2 separate regions of the Homo sapiens genome follow, and region 2 is linked to region 1. A link is a loop called in an ENCODE intact Hi-C map of the cell type or tissue named here. Cell type or tissue: B cell. All regions are shown on one strand. Links, peaks and the distances in the headings refer to the core of each region. The heading gives the core; the rest is flanking DNA.

What was found. Hi-C counts contacts between places; a loop is a spot of excess contacts. Peaks named below come from ENCODE experiments on the same cell type or tissue, not always from the same donor. Only the 100,000 strongest peaks of a DNase experiment are listed, where the experiment ranks them.
Region 2: it touches region 1 in a loop (26-fold over the local background); 11 of 110 quality-filtered maps call a loop at or near these places.

Annotation. Positions count from the first base shown.
Region 1 is chr12:15,894,266-15,904,208 of GRCh38, forward strand. STRAP (serine/threonine kinase receptor associated protein) reads left to right here. Exons shown (of 10, transcript NM_007178.4): 6 at 1,094-1,231; 7 at 3,617-3,753; 8 at 5,639-5,788; 9 at 6,682-6,747; 10 at 8,652-9,213. The coding sequence ends at 8,713. Among named protein-coding and RNA genes, the nearest start is that of DERA, 12 kb to the right of the region's middle. In B cell, for the core only: CTCF peaks have their summits at 5,214 (motif pointing left) and 5,416; a DNase peak (open chromatin) is centred at 5,216; H3K27ac peaks cover 1,413 bases.
Region 2 is chr12:15,767,904-15,777,846 of GRCh38, forward strand. All of the region lies in intron 1 of EPS8 (EGFR pathway substrate 8, signaling adaptor), which reads right to left. Among named protein-coding and RNA genes, the nearest start is that of EPS8, 17 kb to the right of the region's middle. In B cell, for the core only: a CTCF peak has its summit at 4,677 (motif pointing right); a DNase peak (open chromatin) is centred at 4,698.

The DNA.
Region 1 (9,943 bases), core at 805-8,804:
CTGGCCGACATGGCGAAATACTGTCTCTATGAAAATTACAAAACTTAGCCAAGCGCGGTGGCACACACCTATAATCCCAGCTACTCGGGAGGCCGAGGCAGGAGAATCACTTGAACCTGCGAGGCAGAGGTTGCGGTGAGTCGAGATCGTGCCATTGCACTCTAGCCTGGGCGACAGAGCTAGACTGTCTCAAAAGAAAAACAAACTTAAAATTTGCAAAATATTTTACCTTAGAGCTTATATTTTAAATACATTTAATATTATGTGTGAAAAATGTTCTGAACATTAAAATTTAAGTTGCACCCAGGTCACATTTATCTGGAGCTATCTATTTACTAATACAGGTTGAGTATCCCTAACCTGAAAATCTGAAATTTGAAACGCTCTGAAATCTGAGACTTTGAGTGCCGACTTGATGCTTAAAGGAAATGCTCATTGGAGCATTTTGAATTTCCTATTTTCAGGTTAGGAATTCTCAGTTGGTAAGTGTCTAATGCAAATATTCCAAAATCCGAAAAAGTTTGAAATCCAACTTTTTTCTGGTCCCAAGTATTTTCAATTAAGGGATGCTCACCTTGTGTATACAGACAGCAAAATTCAGAAGAAAATTAAATTGCTGATACCTTATAAGCAGGTGTTTTTAACCTGGGTCTGTGGGCAGAATGGTTAAAGGGAGGGACCATGAAGCCTCTGAAATTCTATACAAAATCTTGTGTGCTGACACCTGATGTATATTTCTTTGGAAAGATGTGTAGCTATTACTAGATTCACAAAAACAGAGTGTAAGAACCACTATTTATAGCAATGCTGAAATTGACTAGATTAGAACTTGTCTTAATAATGTAGTTTTGCCAAATTGGGAAGTGTATGTAGGTATTAAAGTTGATTTTACTTACAAGCTATCATGCATAATTTGACATTGTATATAGAAACCCAGAATTTTTTTTAATCATCTGTAATTTGTGACTTGGAATGAATGTTGTTTTTCTGTAATTGTGATTGTTCTTTCGTTGGCTAATCTGCAGATGTAATTAGAATTTATAAACTTTTTTCTTACATGAGTAAACATCATATTTTTATCTTTATTTTGCAGACTTTGGGATCATGCTACTATGACAGAAGTGAAATCTCTAAATTTTAATATGTCTGTTAGTAGTATGGAATATATTCCTGAGGGAGAGATTTTGGTTATAACTTATGGACGATCTATTGCTTTTCATAGTGCAGTAAGGTATGTCCAAGAAATACTTTCATTTTCTTTTTTAGGTAACAAAAGACATTTTGGCTACTTAAAAATGGGAAGGTATTTACTTTTTTTAAAAGTAAAGAGGCCAGGAGTGGTGGCTTATGCCTATAATCGCAGTACCTTGGGAAGCTGAGGTGGGAGGATGGCTTGAGATCAGCCTGGGCAACACAGTGAGACCCCCATCTCTACAAAAAATAAAATTAGCTGGGTGTGGTGGCACACGCCTGTAGTCCAGCTGCTTGGGAGGCTGAGGTGAGTATTCTATTGCTGGAGCCTGGGAGGTTGAGGCTGCATTTTGCTGTGATCTTGACACTGCACTCCAGTCTGGATGACAAAGCAAAACCTCCTCTGAAAAAAAAAAAAAAAAAAAAGCAAAAACTACTGAAATGGTGCTGTCATTAATGTTTTTTACTATATAAAACCAGTGTGGGCTGGGCGTGGTGGCTCACGTCTGTAATCCTAGCACCTTGGGAGGCTGAGGTGGGCGGACCACTTGAGGTTAGGGGATTGAGACCAGCCTGGCCAACATGGTGAAACCCCGTCTCTAAAATAAAAATACAAAGAGAAGAAAAATTAGCTGGGTGTGGTGGTGAGTACCTGTAATCCCAGCTACTTGGGAGGCTGAGGCAGGAGAATTGCTTAATCCCAGGAGGTGGAGGTTGTTTTGAGCTGTGGTCACACCACTGCATTCCAGCCTGGGTAACAGAGTGAGACTCTGTCTCAAAAAAAACAAAAAACAAAAAAACAGTGTGATCTTGATTCTACTATTTATTTTCACCTTAAAGTTTTAGAGAAGGAATAATCTTATTTCTGTTCCTGAGTATTTGCAGACTTAATGAATTTTTTAAACAGATTTGAATTTTGCGACTTTAAATGTAGTAAATACTCTTGGAGAAAGACTGGAATATATAACATAATTGAAAAAAATGTACCCACAATATTATACCCATAGGTGCAAGAGTGATAATGGTAGTTATATTTTCTGCTAGTCCATTTTTCTATGTTATATATGTGGGTGTACAGTATTTGTGTTTTTTTTTTTAATTACTAGGACCATAATGAATACCATTTTGATTTGTTTAAAAATATTGTTAGCCATTTAAAACTTCTTTGAAAACATTTTTACTTGATACACTGTATTTGCATCATAGGTTGTACTAAATTATGGGTTAGTTTCCCTGTTTTAGCACCACGGTGAATGTTCTAGCACATCTCTGAGTGTTTCTTTACAGTAGATAGGATCCTGTAAGTAGAATTATCAGTTCAAAGGCTAGAAATGAGTTTAAAGTTCTTAGTTATACATGACACTTAATTGATTTCCATAAGGATTATACCACATTACACTTTGATATTTGACCAGTGTCTTAACCTTGTGTCTAAAGGGCTAACTGGGAGAAAGAAAAGGCGGTAAAATTGGAGGAGAGCAATTAAGCAATGTCAAGGAGTTTATACACATACAGTAAACTGATAGTAGTAGAATACTATGGCCTGGAGCCATCAATTGGTTTATTAATGCTCTTCACTCACTCCTGCAGTTAGGCAAATCCCATGTTGGTGGCAGAAATTTTCTGGACCATTGAATATTCTAGCATTTGAGCCAGCAAGTTGCTATGTAGTGATCCTGCATAAGTCATGACTAACTTTAATTAACATGCTTTAAAGTATATGATGATGGGAAGTATTTAGGAGCTGGGATACTATAATGTTTTGTATTGGAGGCCTTTCATGATTTTTAGGGTTAAACTGAAAAAGCTAATGTCCAAACTGTAATTGAATTTCAGATGAAGCTGTTATTATGCATTGATTTTTATTATATAACTATAGCCCCAAATTTTGTTAGTCTTTTACTGCCTTATAGTAGAAACTGTTTTCAGCAGTTTATATTTTATGACATAGAAAGTTTATCTTGCTGAGGAGCTTAAACCTTCAGCAATTAATAATAATATATAAATAATCCTTTATGTTAATTACCTACTGTGAAAACTTTTTCTGTTTACAAAGATAATATGTGGTTGTAGAAAAATGAAACAATACAGGTGAAGTTTATTTAAGAGCAAAAATCCCAGTGTATTATTCATACTGTTTTAATTAGCCAACACACTCATTTCCGGGAAGACATCCACTGCATAAACTGGATATCCCTCCATCAAGATGTCTTTGTATTGCTGAGATGAGCTCCACTTGGGCATAGTATCCATTTGATTTTTTTTTTTTTTTTTTTGCTAACAGCTTTTTTTACATCAGTGTTTATGTTTGAGTAAATGAGTATTTAATTGTTCCTTGGGTTTCAGAATTTAAGAACAGTTCAAATGTAACTCGTTATTTATACCATATTCAAGATTTGTAAATACTACTTAAATTTTTTTTCAGTTTGGACCCAATTAAATCCTTTGAAGCTCCTGCAACCATCAATTCTGCATCTCTTCATCCTGAGAAAGAATTTCTTGTTGCAGGCGGTGAAGATTTTAAACTTTATAAGTATGATTATAATAGTGGAGAAGAATTAGGTGAGTTGTCCCCTTACAGTGATGTGGTTACCTTTATCATATGTTAAGTCCCAGTAATTAACACCTCATTTATATATATATATATGTTACATATATATGTTGAAAGTAAATTTTTCAGCTAACTTAAGCTTGGTGCTTACAAGTGAAAAAGTAAAGGAGTTTTAACCATTTGGGTCAGATGCTTTTATAGATCTGTAAACAAAGTATGCAGAAATTTATCCTTTTAACTAAAGTTCATCATTATGCTGATGTTATGTATTATGGTACAGTGAGTTTTAGGCTTTATTGGCTGGGAGGGAGGGGGGAATCTTATGTCAAAGTCATATGCTAAACACATGCAAGGAGATCCGTTCTTTCTGAACTATGTTGTGGGTGTATAACCCCATCTACTTGGCCCGTCTTCCTTTTTGCCAACTTAGGAATTCCTAAGACTCCGTAAAGAACAGTGTGTGGGGGAAAAATCAGTATAGCATATTACAGGGATACCTTTAGGAATCTGAATTGGATAGTTATTTTTATCAGCTTTTTATTTATTCTGTTTTGGAGTTTGAGTTTTGCTTTCATTTTCATGATAACAGTCCTTAGTAAGGGAAAGGGAAAGGCATGGGGATTAATTTGAAGTTAATGTATATTTATCTGATGGACCAGGTATTTCACATAGTTACATGTGGTTCTCAGTATCTACTTTTAGCCTTTCCAAATAGTTTTTGCTTTTAGGTCAAAAATATGTTTAGTTTTTATAAATATATATTTTTATCTATAAGCTGTCTCTTCTTGTTCTTGTCTGTTTCTAGCTGCCCTGCTTTACCAAAGAACGAAGCTTGCTAGATTACACCCAAAGAACAAAAGACAATTTTACGTTTTGTTTCTTGGGGAACATTGATGCATCTGGGTTGCACAAATGGAACCTTGGTGATGGACCATGTAGAATCTATTTTAATTGCTTATGGTTCAGTTTTTATTACTTGAATACAAGTGATTTATAAATAAGATATTCTTTTCTGTTACTTTTATTTAATGCTAGTTTTCAAAGTTTTAGAATGTTTTTGGTTTCATATTTTATTCTTTTTCAAGATTGAGAGAACTGAATTATTTGCCCAAGATCTGAAGTCACAGTGAATACCAGATCTGCCTAGCCTTTCTCTTTCCAAAACCTTGTGTTCTTTGTACTCTTACAACTTTTCTATTCTCTGGTGGGACACAGATGGGAGACAGAATAGGAACATTGGTCTAGTAAAGGGCTTTGAGAACTAATAAGGTGATGAGGCATTAGAAAGTAAATGAGAAAGGTTCATACTTAAAGGTACTACTTGAATATAACAGTGCTCCTAATCTATACATTTTCTCATTAGGTTCCATGGATTAAAATATTTATGGATCATTGTTGATCTATATCTCACCTTTCTGTGTGACAGAATAATTAGTGGACTGTAGGAAATTAAGAGGCAAAGTGTGTAAAAGAGCTCCACCTGGTGGCTCTCTATAGTCATAATAAAAATTGATTCCCTGAGAAATAGGCAGTGAGTTTTAGGATATGGAAATTGGAGGTTGAACTGGTAAGACTTTAAATCTACTTTCTATAGAATTAATGGGGTTTTCATTTACCTCTTTTTCTCCATCCTTAATGAGACATGAAGCCTCATTTGCTTTTTTTAGAGGGACAGTTTGAAACTAGAATGTGTGCTAGATTTGGAAAGGAATAATCTTACAGAGAAAGGGTCAATGATATACCACTTTTGTGATGAGAAATTAATTAAGTACAGGTTTTAATGTTTGCCTTAAGAATTTTCCATCTCCCCAGTAACACAGACAGTATTTTTTTTTTTTAGCATATCAATATTTAACCTAATAGTTAAAATTATCTAATAGCCCTCTTCTTTTTCAGAATCCTACAAGGGACACTTTGGTCCTATTCACTGTGTGAGATTTAGTCCTGATGGAGAACTCTATGCCAGTGGTTCAGAAGATGGAACATTGAGACTATGGCAAACTGTGGTAGGAAAAACGTATGGCCTTTGGAAATGTGTGCTTCCTGGTAAGAATTTTTATTCAGAATAATAAAATTTTTAAAATGCATGATTTTATGTCATTTTTAATCATTAATTTTATTTCAGGGTTCCTGTTTTCTATAAATTTTAAATTATATATTATGGTTTAAGCAGCGAGAAGCCCAGGATTATAAATTGGCCAGAGAAAGGGTCATGTTCCTTTGTTTAAATTTTTTTTGGTATGGCTGGGCACGGTGGCTCACGCCTGTAATCCCAGCACTTTGGGAGGCTGAGGCGGGCGGATCACAGGGTCAGGAGTTCGAGACCAGCCTGGCCAACATGGTGAAACCCCATCTCTACTAAAAATACAAAAATTAGCCAGGTGTGGTGGTACATGCCTGTAATCCCAGCTACTCAGGAGGCTGAGGCACGAGAATTGCATGAACCCAGGAGCCATGCATTGAGCTGAGATCACGCCACTGCACTCCAGCCTGGGCAAGAGTGACTCAGTCTCAAAAAAAAAAAAAAGAAAAATTTGTTGTACAATCTAGTCTGTTCCTAAATTTTTATACTAGCACATTTTGTGGCTGGAATAGATCTAATTCAAAATTTGCTGGAAGGCAATATAAAGAATTTACAAGTAAATGTATCTAATCTCTGAATAGTATTACTCACTGATCCACACCAATAAAGATAGACATGTTCTTAATAAAAAATACCTAGTTACTAATCCCTAAGTAGTTGCAGTATGAACCTAAAAGTAATTTTAAAGAAAGACATACTATTTTTAGAATCACAGTTATTTAAAAAGGAGTTGTTTTTATTATATTTTGTAGCCATTTTCCTGGAATAGTCTTATGTTGCTCTTCTTGCTTATTGAACACTGGAAATTACTTTAATAGTGTAAGTCATATAATCGTCATTGCTTTTCTTTTTACAGAAGAAGATAGTGGTGAGCTGGCAAAGCCAAAGATTGGTTTTCCAGAGACAACAGAAGAGGAGCTAGGTAAATGCTATGGAATTGACTTTTGTAAGAGTCTTGGGGGATTTAAAATTGAACTGTAACAGAAGTTTTACTCATTGGCAGAAGAAATTTATTAAATATGAACATATTTAAATAATGGAAACTTTAAATATTTATGCATGTATATATACATATTTATAAGCTAAATATTTAAATACCTACTGCATAGTAGTAATAGGCACAGAGATGTAGTATGGACACAACCGATGTGGTTACTCTTTCAGAGCTAGAGTCTAACTTAGGAGACATGCCAAAACACAAATTATTGTAAGGGGGATTAAAAAAAGCTTCCTAGAGAAGTGACATTTAAACTGGGAACTAAGGATGAGCAGAAATGATTTAGGTGAGGTCATGAGAGGGGGTGTTGGTAGGGACAGGATGGAAAAGTTCATAGCAGGAAAACTATGTTAACTAAAAGTTCAGAACCAAAAAGGAGCATAGCATATGAGGAACTAAAAGAACTTCTCCATGCCTCCAGGTTAAAGAGCAAAGGCAAAGTGAAGCTGGAGAAGCTAGATCATCTGAGGGCCTCATTTGCTGTATTAGGACTTGGAGAGTTTTATACTAAGAGCAATGAGAAACCTTTGAATTTTAAGAAGAGGACTTTAAAAGATTGCCTTGGTAGTTCAAGACCAACCTGGCCAACATGGTGAAACCCTGTCTCTACTAAAAATACAAAAATTAGCCGGTCATGGTGGCAGATACCTGTAATCCCAGCTATTTAGGAGGCTGAAGCAGGAGAGTAGCTTGAACCCAGGAGGTAGAGGTTGCAGCGAGCCGAGATTGCGCCACTGCACTCCAGCTTGGGTGTCAGAGAGAGACTCTGTCTCAAAAAAAAAAAAAAAAAAAAGGTTGCCTTGGCTGTTGCACGTACAAAGAATTGGACTGGGAACAAGAGTGAACATAAACCAGTTAGGGGGCATTGTAGTCTAGATGAGTGATCATGTAGGTTTTGTTTTGTTTTGAGATGGAGTCTTGCTCTGTTGCCCAGGCTGGAGTGCAGTGGCATGATCTCGACTCACTGCAGCCTCCGCCTCTGGTTTCAAGCAATTCTCCTGCGTAAGCCTCCTGGGTAGTTGGGATTACAGGTGCACCACCACGCCTGGCTAATTTTTGTATTTTTAGTAGAGATGGGGTTTCACCATGTTGATCAGGCTGGTCTTGAACTCCTGACCTCATGATCTGCCCACCTCGGCCTCCCAAAGTGCTGGGATTACAGGCGTGAGCCACTGCACCCGGCCTATCATGTAGTTTTTAATAAGGGTATTGCAATGAGAACAGAAAAAGGTAGATGGAGTTGAGAGTCTTTTGTTAGACTTGTTAGAATTGTGAGATTGATGAGTGGGGGTATCATGAGGAAGAAATATGCAGATTGCTGCCATGAGAAACTGGGTATGATGATTTTGGGGGAGGTTGGGAAGGTGTTTACCATTTACCCAATAGAGTTTTCCTTAAATTTTTTATTGTTAAGCACCTTCTTGCTAAAACAATGTTGATGGTTAATGTTTTGCTTTAAATAGCACTAAATATTAGGATTTGAATCACTAAAAGAGAGGGCCAGATCCTTCGAAGACATGACTTTAATTCCGGGTTTGTTATATAGCTGGAGTCTTTGAAAATTTAGGCCAGAAAGGGACCCTTGGAGGTTGAGTTATGGTGTAAGAGAATCTAGTGGATAAAACACATGAACTCTTTCTTCTTTGCCTTTTCAATGACATGAGTCTAGTTGTTAGTGGCATGTGCAGTTGCTCTCTTCTTTCCCTTACCACAGTATGCTTTACAAACACTTTTTCATTCCTTCATTACACAGAAATGTAGATTTGCTTCTTTCTTTCATTAAGTTGACTAATGTGACTTTTTTTTTTTTTTTTTTTTTTTACTTATAGAAGAAATTGCTTCAGAGAATTCAGATTGCATCTTTCCTTCAGCTCCTGATGTTAAGGCCTGAGCGTCAATCATATGTGCAGTTAGTATACAACTGACTAAAACAAGCAAGCAGAGAAAAGCATCAGCCTTCCAGAGTTACTGTCTGCTTAAGGCAGAAACAGCAGTAAATAATGAGGAAAATGAATTAGCTCCAGTGCTGGAACAACTAACTAACTTGGTGTTACCTGTAAGTGAAAACTCAAGTGTCAGATGAAGGGAGGTGGAGTTATCCTCTTATAGTACAGTGGCCTGTTATCTTTTTAATGAATATATACAAGCCAACATCCAATTTCTATTATTACAATTAGGGTTCTTGTAGCTGTTTATGTTAATATGGAGAAGAAAACTATATTGGCTGATTTTTTCTGATCTTAAAGCAGAATGCCTTTTCTTTTTTTGCTTCAGTTGTAAAGAAGAGGGAATACATGATAAAGTAACTGGTTTGATTTCTCGTTCATTGTACACTGCCTCTGAACATCTAATTGTTTTTAGTTGTCTAAATAAAATGCCTCTAAAACAAAACAATGTTTGGTTTTTTTGGGGAAAAACTACTAATGTGAGTTTTATAAGTGGAAATAGCCAGAAGGTTTTTCTGTATCATAACCATAGCAAAAGGTAAGCCAATTAATCTGTAGTAAACATTATTTTATAATATTGAGATTCAGTTACTTGTCCTGAATTTTTGAAATTCTTATGTCCTTTACTAGTGTTTCATTTACCTTCTCTATTCCCAGATTGGATAGAAGTGCTTGACATGCCTTTTTAAACAATTATTTAAATAATACATGCTAGTTATAAGAAAAAAAAAATCAACTGAAATTTAGCAGTAAGCTGAAAGATCACTTAAAATCCTACCACTCCTCAAAAAACTATTAAAATCAAATGACCATGAATGCATGTTAGGGCATCTCTGTATGTATATACAGATAGATAGAATGGATTTTATAAAAATGGGATTACTATAGTCCTGCAGTGGTTTAAGAAGTATGGAATTTTACCTCATTCTTTAAATTTGGGTGGCATTCAGAAAGCCCTTCTAAAACCTTCTAATAAATTGGATCAGCTGAGTTTAGACTTGTAATTTATTTTTTAAAACAAAGAGGGCATATTAAATGAGTAATTTGGAAATACTTCAGATGAATAAATAACATCTCTGCAACTTCCTTTTTCTCCTGATCAGTCCTGTGAGTGACCCTTGATAACTTTTCTTAAAAGCAATATGAGTCAACCAAAGAATAAGATTAATTTTTGA
Region 2 (9,943 bases), core at 757-8,756, 130 kb before region 1:
TGTTATTTTACAAATAAAGTTTTCCATTCAATTTAGAATAATGTAAAGAAATGTTAAGTATTACCTTAGAAACTGGAATTATGCTTTTCTTCCATTGCAGTTAAGAATTAACCTAAGTAAAAACCAAAGACTTACAGAATATTAGAGTTGGAAGAAATCTGGGAGATATCCAATTTTTAAAAAAACTGTTCTGGCTTATACAGTTAACTATTGAATAATAATAAAAGGAGGGAAATGAGATTTAAGAATTTTAAGGCTGGGCACGGTGGCTCACGTTTGTAATCCCAGCACTTTGGGAGGCCAAGGCGGGTGGATCACGAGGTCAGGAGTTCAAGACCAGCCTGGCCGATATGGTGAAACCCTTTCTCTACTAAAAATACAAAAATTAGCCGGGCGTGGTGGCGGGCACCTGTAATCCCAGCTACTCGAGAGGCTGAGGCAGGAGAGTCACTTGAAACCAAGAGGCAGAGGTTGCAGTGAGCTGAGATTACGCCACTGCACTCTAGCCTGCAAGAGACTCCATCTCAAAAAAAAAAAAAAAAAAAAAAAAAAGAATTTTAAGAGCAGAGGTAGTGAGATAAGTTCCCCAACAAATTACCCTAAGTTGGGTGTGTAGTATTTACTAAATATTAATTAATAAGAACATCACTTGAGGAGTTGGGTTCTTGATACATTAAGTCACGGAATTTTCAGAAGCCAGTTTTTTTGAAGGGAGAAAATAGGAGCTTTTTCAATATTACTCTCAAGCAAAATAATCTCCCTCCAACATAGTAGTGATTCGGCAATCCACACAAATCTACACAGGGAAAAACTTTTTTTCCTATCCCAAATAGGTGGATGGCTAACATTAAACAATATTGACATATATGAAGTCATCTTAAGATTAATATCAAGGAAAACATGATACAATACTAAGAAAAGACAAAAGCAGAGGTCTGGCACTCTGCAGATTCTCCAGGTTTACACACCTTTTGATTCAAAAAGAACCAAAACCATTTCTTATATATTATTTTAATCAGACTATACTTTCAACATTTTACAGATGAAATTATAATCACCTGAGCTTTTAAAAAATAAAAATTAGGCACAAATACACTTATTCATAATTGCGCTGGCAAACAGTTCTTATCAGATATTTAAATCTTTGTGAACAGACAGCCCCCTTCTTTTCCCATATGCCCCCAAGTCAAGCCTCATCTCTCTCCCTGTCACCCATAAAATCTCACTTTATGTTCCATTAACCAGGATCACATGAACTAACCTGAAAGAAAAAAACAGGAGTTCTCTGTCTATAGAATAATGTTGGCAAAATAAATTGACATATGCTTAACAAAAAGCACACAAAAAATAAGAGATACAATCAGGCAAATATTATATGTCATTCTTTCATTATTAACATAAAATTGTAACTCTACTTTTGCCAATTTTATCAAGACTCTCAAAATAAATGCCACACTTGATATATACATACAACAAGAATAAGAAAAAATAAATGAAAAATGCATTTTCAAGGATATATTAAAGAAAATCACTCAGAGTTTTATGAAAAATAAGCAAACTAGCATTACAGTTATTACTCAACTTTGGAAAAATTACACAAATATAAGACGCTCTTGTTGGCAAATATTAAGAAAAAACATTTTCACAGAAATATCTTGAGTATATCTGGAAAGCAAAACATTTAAGATGTTAAGATATAAGATGTATTTATGATTTAAAATAATCTCTATATAATTATTCTGCACATCACGAGAATATTCAAGACTCTATTGAATTTCTCCCCAAACAATGAACATCTCTATATAGTAACTCTATTTTCAGTCTTTTGTCTAACACTAGCATTCACGAGAATCTGATCACAGAGCAAAATAAATTGGACACAGTACAAAAATTTCCTGAACTTTCTGACCAAAGTCATGTTTTATTATTTCTCAGATGTATTCTGCAGTTATGCTGATTTTATTCTTAGCAGTTGAATAATACCCAAAATAGTTCCAGTGCCACAATTATTTGTAATTTTCATGTTTTTTTAATTAGGTTTTTTTTTTTCTTTTTTGAGACTAGGGTCTCGCTCTTTCACCCATGCTGCAGTGTAGTGGCATGATCTTGGCTCATTGCAGCCTCAAACTCCCAGGCTCAAGTAATCCTCTCATATCAGCCTCTCAAGTAGCTGGGACTACAGGCACATGCCACCATGGCTAATTTCTGTATTTTTTGTAGAGATAGGGTTTTGTCATGTTGCCCACATTGGTCTCAAACTCCTGGACTCAAGTGATCCACCCACCCATGACTTAAGGATCACTTGAGCCTAGGAGCTCGAGGCTGCAGTGAGCTATGATCACACCACTGCACTCCAGCCTGCATGACAGAGCGAGACCCTGTCTCAAAAAAAAAAAAAAAAGAAGAAGAAGGGAAAGGGAAAAAGAAAGGAAGGGAAAAAATAACATTATTCATACTATTAAAAATATTTATAATTACAGTAGGATTTGGTAAAAACAATGTGCTAAAGCGTGTTTTTGTAGGCCCTTTTGGGTTTAGTTCATGAAATATCAAAAAGCTCTCACTGTCTTACTCATAATACAAAAATCTTGAAAATTGTGCTCTAATGAGGGGAAAGGATAGAAAAGAGTCAGACTGAAAAAATATCATCTTTGTTGGCTTTTTATTCTAAGAGCTCAGTTTTTTGTGGAAAAAGTTATAATACTTTAAAACAATGGTTTACTTATTAAATCTGTGAGATGTTAAAGAGCATAATCATAGCCCACATTTAAAAGAATGGGAACCTGAAAAACAGGCATGTTTGCCAGAAGGGTTTATCCTAAATAACAGAGTACATTCTGATTGTCACCATGATTAAGCTTTTTCAGAATATTTCAATTTAGGCTCAGTAAAAACTGTGGTCAGTATTTTTTTCCTTTTCATATTGAGAGTTGGGATGTTACTGGCACAAATCTCATGATGAAAGATGCAAGAAAAAATTCATTTATTTCATCATTTAACCAATACACATTGAGCGTCTATCACACAAAAGCACCACTCCAGGCTTTAAGGCCTGTCCAAAAGTAAAAATCAGATATGGAGCCTACCTTAGAGGAGCTTGATACCTGGTATCAGGTAACACACATGTATATAAATTACAGTTCACGAAAGAAAATAAGTGCCTAGGCGATCCTGAGAAAAAAAATATTAAGTGGGAGAGGTACCAAAGAAGGTAGATTATTCTACAATGGCAGATAAAGTAGACCTTAACTGATGGATTCGATTTGTATATAGAGATAAATTAAAAAGTTATTCCAAATATAGACAAGAGGGACACTGAAGCACAGACTGGGAAAACTGAAGTATACAGATGAAAGTGTATAGTACCTCACTTTGGCTAATGAGTAATTTATAGGAAAGCGGGTAGTGAGGCTAAAATTAAAGAAAGTCACCAGGTTGTGAAAAGCCTGAAAAGGAAACCTTTGTTAGCAGTTTTTAAAGCAATGGACTGACATCATCTGAACTCAGCTTTAGCAAGACTGATCTGAAAGTAGTAATTAACATGAATTGAAGTAGGACAGAGGCAGATACAGAGACATTCAGGAGGGAATAGCTTAAGAAAATGGTCATATAGCCTTGAAACAGTGAAAAACTGAACAGAAGGGGCAAAGGCGAGGGTTAACTTTAATGTGAAAGCAGCAAAATCTGGCAATCAGTTGCATATGGCAGGTAAAGGAGAAGGGGGGTCATGGATGTGTTCTTCTAATGGGCTAGAAATTCTCCGTAGGATTGCACTGCACTCCAGCCTGGGTAACAGAACAAGACTGTCTCTTAAAAAAAAAAAGAAAAGAAAAAGAAAAGAAATTCTTCCTAGAACTGAACTATTTTTGTGGCTAACTCATTACAAAGAATTCTTTGTGGCAGTATTGAGAGCTAATTTCAATACAAAAGAAAGGGGAAGGCCGGGGGCGGTGGCTCATGCCTGTAATCACAGCACTTTGGGAGGCCGAGGTGGGTGGATCACGAGGTCAGGAGATCGAGACCATCCTGGCTAATGCGGTGAAACCCCGTCTCTACTAAAAATACAAAAAATTAGCAGGGCATAGTGGCGGGCGCCCGTAGTCTTCATTTGTACCACCCTAATGAGCATATGGGGAACCACTGAAGAGTTTTAAGCAAGGTAGTTAACATGATTAGCAGTGAGAGACGGAAGAGGAGAGTGCTCTATCAGCCATTTGCTGACTCAAAAAGATTTAATGACTGTTGACATATAGGTGGGGCAGAAAGGTGGGTAAGAAAAAGAGTCCAGGAAAAATTCAGATTTCTAAGGTTGTCATTTGGATAAAAGTCACTCCAAGTAGAGAGACAGAAAGAGATGAGGGGGCCAGAGTAAAAGCAAGAAATTAATTTTGGGAAATGTGAAGTCTGAGGGGCCTGTGTGATATTCAGCTTCAGTCATAAATAGAGTTAGAGTTCCCAAGAAAGGCATCACCTGAAGAACTGAGAGTAACTGTTCTAAACGAAACACTGAGGTTCCCTAGAAAGAGAATGAAACTTAGGCTGTAACATGAAATGAGATGAAGGCTAAGAAAATAATTCCAGAAAATCCAGAAACTTTTCAACTTGTGAGTGTTCTGAGAATACACAAAACCATGAACTGAGGCACAAAATAAATAAATAAATAAATAAAGCATTGGCTCTCACTGCTGCCAACAGATGGTGCTAGAACTTACTTGAGAGTTTCACTTAGGAAGAATTTTGGATACCTATTCCATCCCAAGTAGCAGAGCTTCTGAATCAACATCTAAGTGTAGATGGGTAACAAAGCAGAGGTAGATGTTAACCAGGAAAGAACAGCACCACCACAGGAGCCAAAGGAAGAGAATATTCTTTTTATTTAAAAGAAGGCAAAAATCATTACAAACATACATTCATTCAGCAAATAGACGGGTCTACAAAGTACCAGAAACCCTAAATGGTAAAAATTCATAGTGAACGAGACACAGTTTATGTCCTCAAAGAGTTTACAGGTAAATGCTACAGCAAAATCAAGTAAAAACTAAACATTTTCCTTTTGGTTTAGCTTTTAGAAGATGGCAGATGACCTACAGACATAAGCTCAGCATCAGACCACAGTGGGCTCGCTGATGTAGGAGAAGTGAAGAGGAAACCATAGACATTAAGCTTCTCTTCAAGAATCTTAGGTGGAAACAAGACAGAAATAAGGCAGCAGCAAAAGGATGTTAAGAGACTATGTTCCATATATGCAGAATACCTCACCAAGACACACCTGAACTCCAAGAGCTTACTATATACACACTTGGACATAGGTACATATAAGAGAGAGAAGAATCACATTTTAAACTGACTCCATAATACATTTTGCAATAGAGGCCTGAATTATTAAAATTACATTCTAATGTTATTAATTGTGATTATTAATGGTTCTTTTACTATGCTCTGGTTTAAGTCAAGTTGAAAATTAGAAGGCAATCATGAAGCCACAAAATTTCAATCATCCTCAGAAGAAGGAGGAAATGAATGGGGATACCCTGGTATTAAACATATGCACAGGACCAAATTATGTGTTAAAGGGAGATAGATACATGAAATATTTTAGAACTGTGTTTATCAGCCCCTTCAAGAGACTATGGAGAGAGATTTAAGAAAAAAAAAAAGCATTGGGGATAAGAAGAGAGACATGATGCAGCAGAAGCAAGTAAGTATTCTAAGTACAAGTACTTATTAGAAAGAATAATGTGATATTAACAAGTCTAGCTGACATAGTCTGCATCAGTTTTATCATTCCAGCAAATAATCTCAGGACAACATTATTTTGACAGCATATGACATGAATCAAATGCATATCATAGGAAGAAGAAAGAAGTTCCTATCTGTGTCTAGTAAACAGAGTGACAAGGTGGCAATCAGGGGAAGTCAATGTCTGACCAAACAAAAGTAATTCACATTGGTAACTATAATTCTCTCTCATTTTTGCAGTAGCAATTTATAAAATTTATAATAAAGGCTAGAAATTTTTTGTGACTTTAATAAACATAATCAATTTCATGCATTCATAAATATTTGTTAAAATTTCTTTAACAGCCTCATCTTCTTTGGATAGTCGAGCAAATGTCACCAGAAGTGTACAAACTAATTTACTGCAGAAAAGCAGGAAAATAATTCCACCATCTTTTACCAATATATTCAAATACTACCTTTGAAAAAAATTCTTCAAAAATAACTAATTTTTAGCGTGTCATCAATTAAAAAAAAAAGATTCTCTGGTAATGGTTTGCTTGAGCCACGAATAAGAAGGAATAACCAAAATGAGGAACTAATGAATTTTTTCTTTTGGAAAAGAGGTGCCTGTATGCTACACCTCTTTTACAGATTTGATAAAACTGCAGAGATGAATTTATATATCTACCCCCCTCCTTCACCCCACCCCCCCTGCAACTTGCATACAGGCCTAGTGTTATTTAAGCAAACAGTAAACAGCTATTACTCTTCAGTTAGGTAGACAGAACTTGGAAAATTATTAGATCACAAGGTTGCCACAGGGACGCCAACCATCTGTCTAGTAAGTATGAATGACTTCTTCCTCCCTGTTATCCTGTATTCTACAATGCTCAATAGGCAAGGTAAGGGAAAGGTTACAGGTTTGTTATACATATACATATATATATATATACACATATAAATATATATGTACACATATAAAATATATATACATATATAAATATAAATATACATACATACATATAAAATATATATACACACATATATATATTTTAAACATATAAATATATAAATATATATATATATAAAAAATAGTGACCAAAATATTTGGTCCAAATTACCAACAGGGTGGGAAAACTCAGGGACTTTTATTCTTCCACAGCCAACAAAGTAATCAATGATTTGACAAATATTTATCTAAAGCCTTCTTTGTGCACAGAAATCTTTTTTTTAGTTCAGTGTATAATGGCCCAATCCATGCATGCTTAGTATTTAAAAGCAATTCTTGACCCTGCTACCAAACAATTAAGCTCCCTGCAGTGCAAATAAGGAAGTTTTTTGAAACAGATAGTTATGAATCTTTCATTCATAGTAGCTAACTAGAAACATATGAGCCAAACCCATTGTGAGTATCATTTCAGTGGTGTGTAATTTGAGAGGTGTGTTAGAATGCGCTTGGCCCCACTAAAGAAGGAGTCCACATTTTCCTTGCTTGCAAGTGAAATGCAAAAACAATTTTGCAACTTGGCAATTCATATGGCAGTCTTAAAGTTACCCACATTCAAAATTCAAGACAATAGAATTTTCCCCATCTCTAAGGTTTAACACTTTACGATCAGCCTAAGGTGTTACATATGAATTCATTTTATGAATAATGGCTTCTTCACTCCCAAAAGCTTGCAGGAAAAAATACTGAATACCGTATATAAAAATGACACAAACCACACTTGTCTGGTCTGATCTTAAATTGACCTTAATAGTTTAAAATCTTTCAAAGGGAGTACTGATATACTGTAATTTTCCCCAAAGCTCATAAATAGCCAACGTTCCTTTGTGGAATCATTGTAAAATACATGTAATTTGGAAATAGACTTATTTTATAAATCCACAGTACCAGTATATGTAGAAAAACAATACAAAATGTGAATATCATTACATTTGAATAGGAAAAAATGTGAATCTATATTAAGGAAAGAGGGCGAGAAAAGCAAAAAAGATTAGCCTTTATTTTCCAGATTTTTGAGCCCTTACCTAGAACCTGATGCTTCTGTTAAGTTTTTATGCTTCTTTTCATTTAGGTGTCTAACATCACGCAGTCCACAAGGATAAGAATGTTGTCTATCTTGTCAATTAGAGTATTCTCATTATTTAGTACTAGCACTTAATAGGCACTTATTTAATATTTCTTTATTGACAGATAAATTTCATTAACTGAAACAAAATTATTTTCTATTAGGTAAAGTTGTATATTCCAGGACTGTTAGATCAAGAAACTAGATTGGGTTACATTAAGCCAATGGGCCTGCTAATGATTTAGCAAAATTCCTATCTCATATATGCGTATCACAAGAAAGAACACTGGAAAAAGCTGAAATGAATCAAACCAGATCTGACACCACTACAACAAACAAAACTCACCTTCACATACAAAGGGCAGTTCCATATGTATTTTATTATATATTCAATATAAATTTGTGTACATATTTCTCTCCAGCAATTTTTCTTTTAAAAGAAATTTTTGCCCAAGTATTCTCCTTTCCAGTGATTGGTATGGTTGATATCAGTAACAGAAATAGCAAGAATAATTAGAAAGGGAGGAAGAAGCAGCTGAAATGATCATAGCTAGAAGCTTTTAAATGTAATTTTGGGGGGAAATAATACACTTCTGGCTGAACTAGTTTATCTAGCCTTAAAAGTTAAGCCATGTTCTCAAGTCAGCCCCTGCAAAGGAGCAATCCGGTACTCTTTTGGAAGAGAGAAAAAAACAGCTGGCTTAGGTGAGTGACCTACTCTAAAAACCTTCCCCTCAAGTTCACATGCACACTCTCAGGAACTAACACAGACCTAGATTGGCCTCTATGCATCAGCAAGCATTTGTTACACCTAATACCCAAAACCCAAATGATGCCCACGTTAGCCCAATAACGTCAATGTTAGCTAGAAATGTCTGGCTCAATCTCGCAAGAATAGGAATTTCCACATTCAGAACTGTCTTTTATTTTGCAGTTATTTATTGAATACTTATTCAATATACACTTAAATAATATATTGTTCCTTACAGCATATAATCAAAGTTCCCTAGATATAGCTTATGAAGAGCACAGTGTTAGTAAAAATGGCTGATGGGTTCTTGAGAATTTTAGCGTTTCCCCTTTTGCTACCGCCAAACTATTTTTATATCAGATTCTACCACCACTTGTTTTCCCAATCATTTTATCACTTTATCTATTAGTTTGGAATCTTATTGAAAATTTCATATTTCCCAGTAATGATAGTTTGATTTTATCAATGCCTTTGAAAACCATAAACATAACACAAAATGTATTTGCTAGCCATTGGATTAAATTATCCCATATTTTTAGGTCTTTTATCCTGTAGTCCAATGAGAGCTGATAAAATCATTCTTCAACTATTCTACTAACTGCCTGGCAGAGAGAAAAGATGAAAATAGCTAGAGATAACAGATATAGATGGAGGAAGGACATTGGAGGTAAGATGAAGTCACTTTTATATCTATTTTAAGATTCTTTACAATGCCATGGAGTAGCCTATATAAATTTTTTTTTTACATTATATAACTCAAGATATATTTTAATTCAAATTCTAAAATTCCCTACAGTGATAAGGGGTACTTACAAAGCAGAATGAAAAAAAACACACACACACACACAAAACAAAACAAAAAACCAACAGCATATGTTCTAATATATGACCAAAACCACAGTGGACCTTTCTAATCAGTATAAAAACTGAATGGTGTTAAGATGCATTCCAGTTAAAGTTAAGCACTGTTAACACATTTATTCCGGACTAGATTTCACTCTTTTCATAATGAGATTTTACTATTTCCAAAATCACTTACTTAGTACCCAAATAAGGTAAAGGCGATGAAGGCTTCAATCCCTCCTTTGTTTCAAACCCCCTAGCAGCCTAAACTTAACCTTCACTGTCATAACCACTATGAATGTCTCTTTTATTCAGACTTCTCTCTCCATGACTGAGATCTCACCAGGCAGTGAGAAAGAGTTAGAATAGTAATTGGAAAGCTATCAAAGTTATGAAAAATATACTTTTCTATTAAAGCCATCTGAGGATTGAAAAAGGGTGTCAGAAACGAGCAAAAGGAGGGGGAACAGCTGGGAGGAGGAAAAGAGTTGGGAAAGGGGGTGATGAAGGAAAGCCCACATGGTTATTTATCTGCTTCAAGAGTTGTAAAAGACTA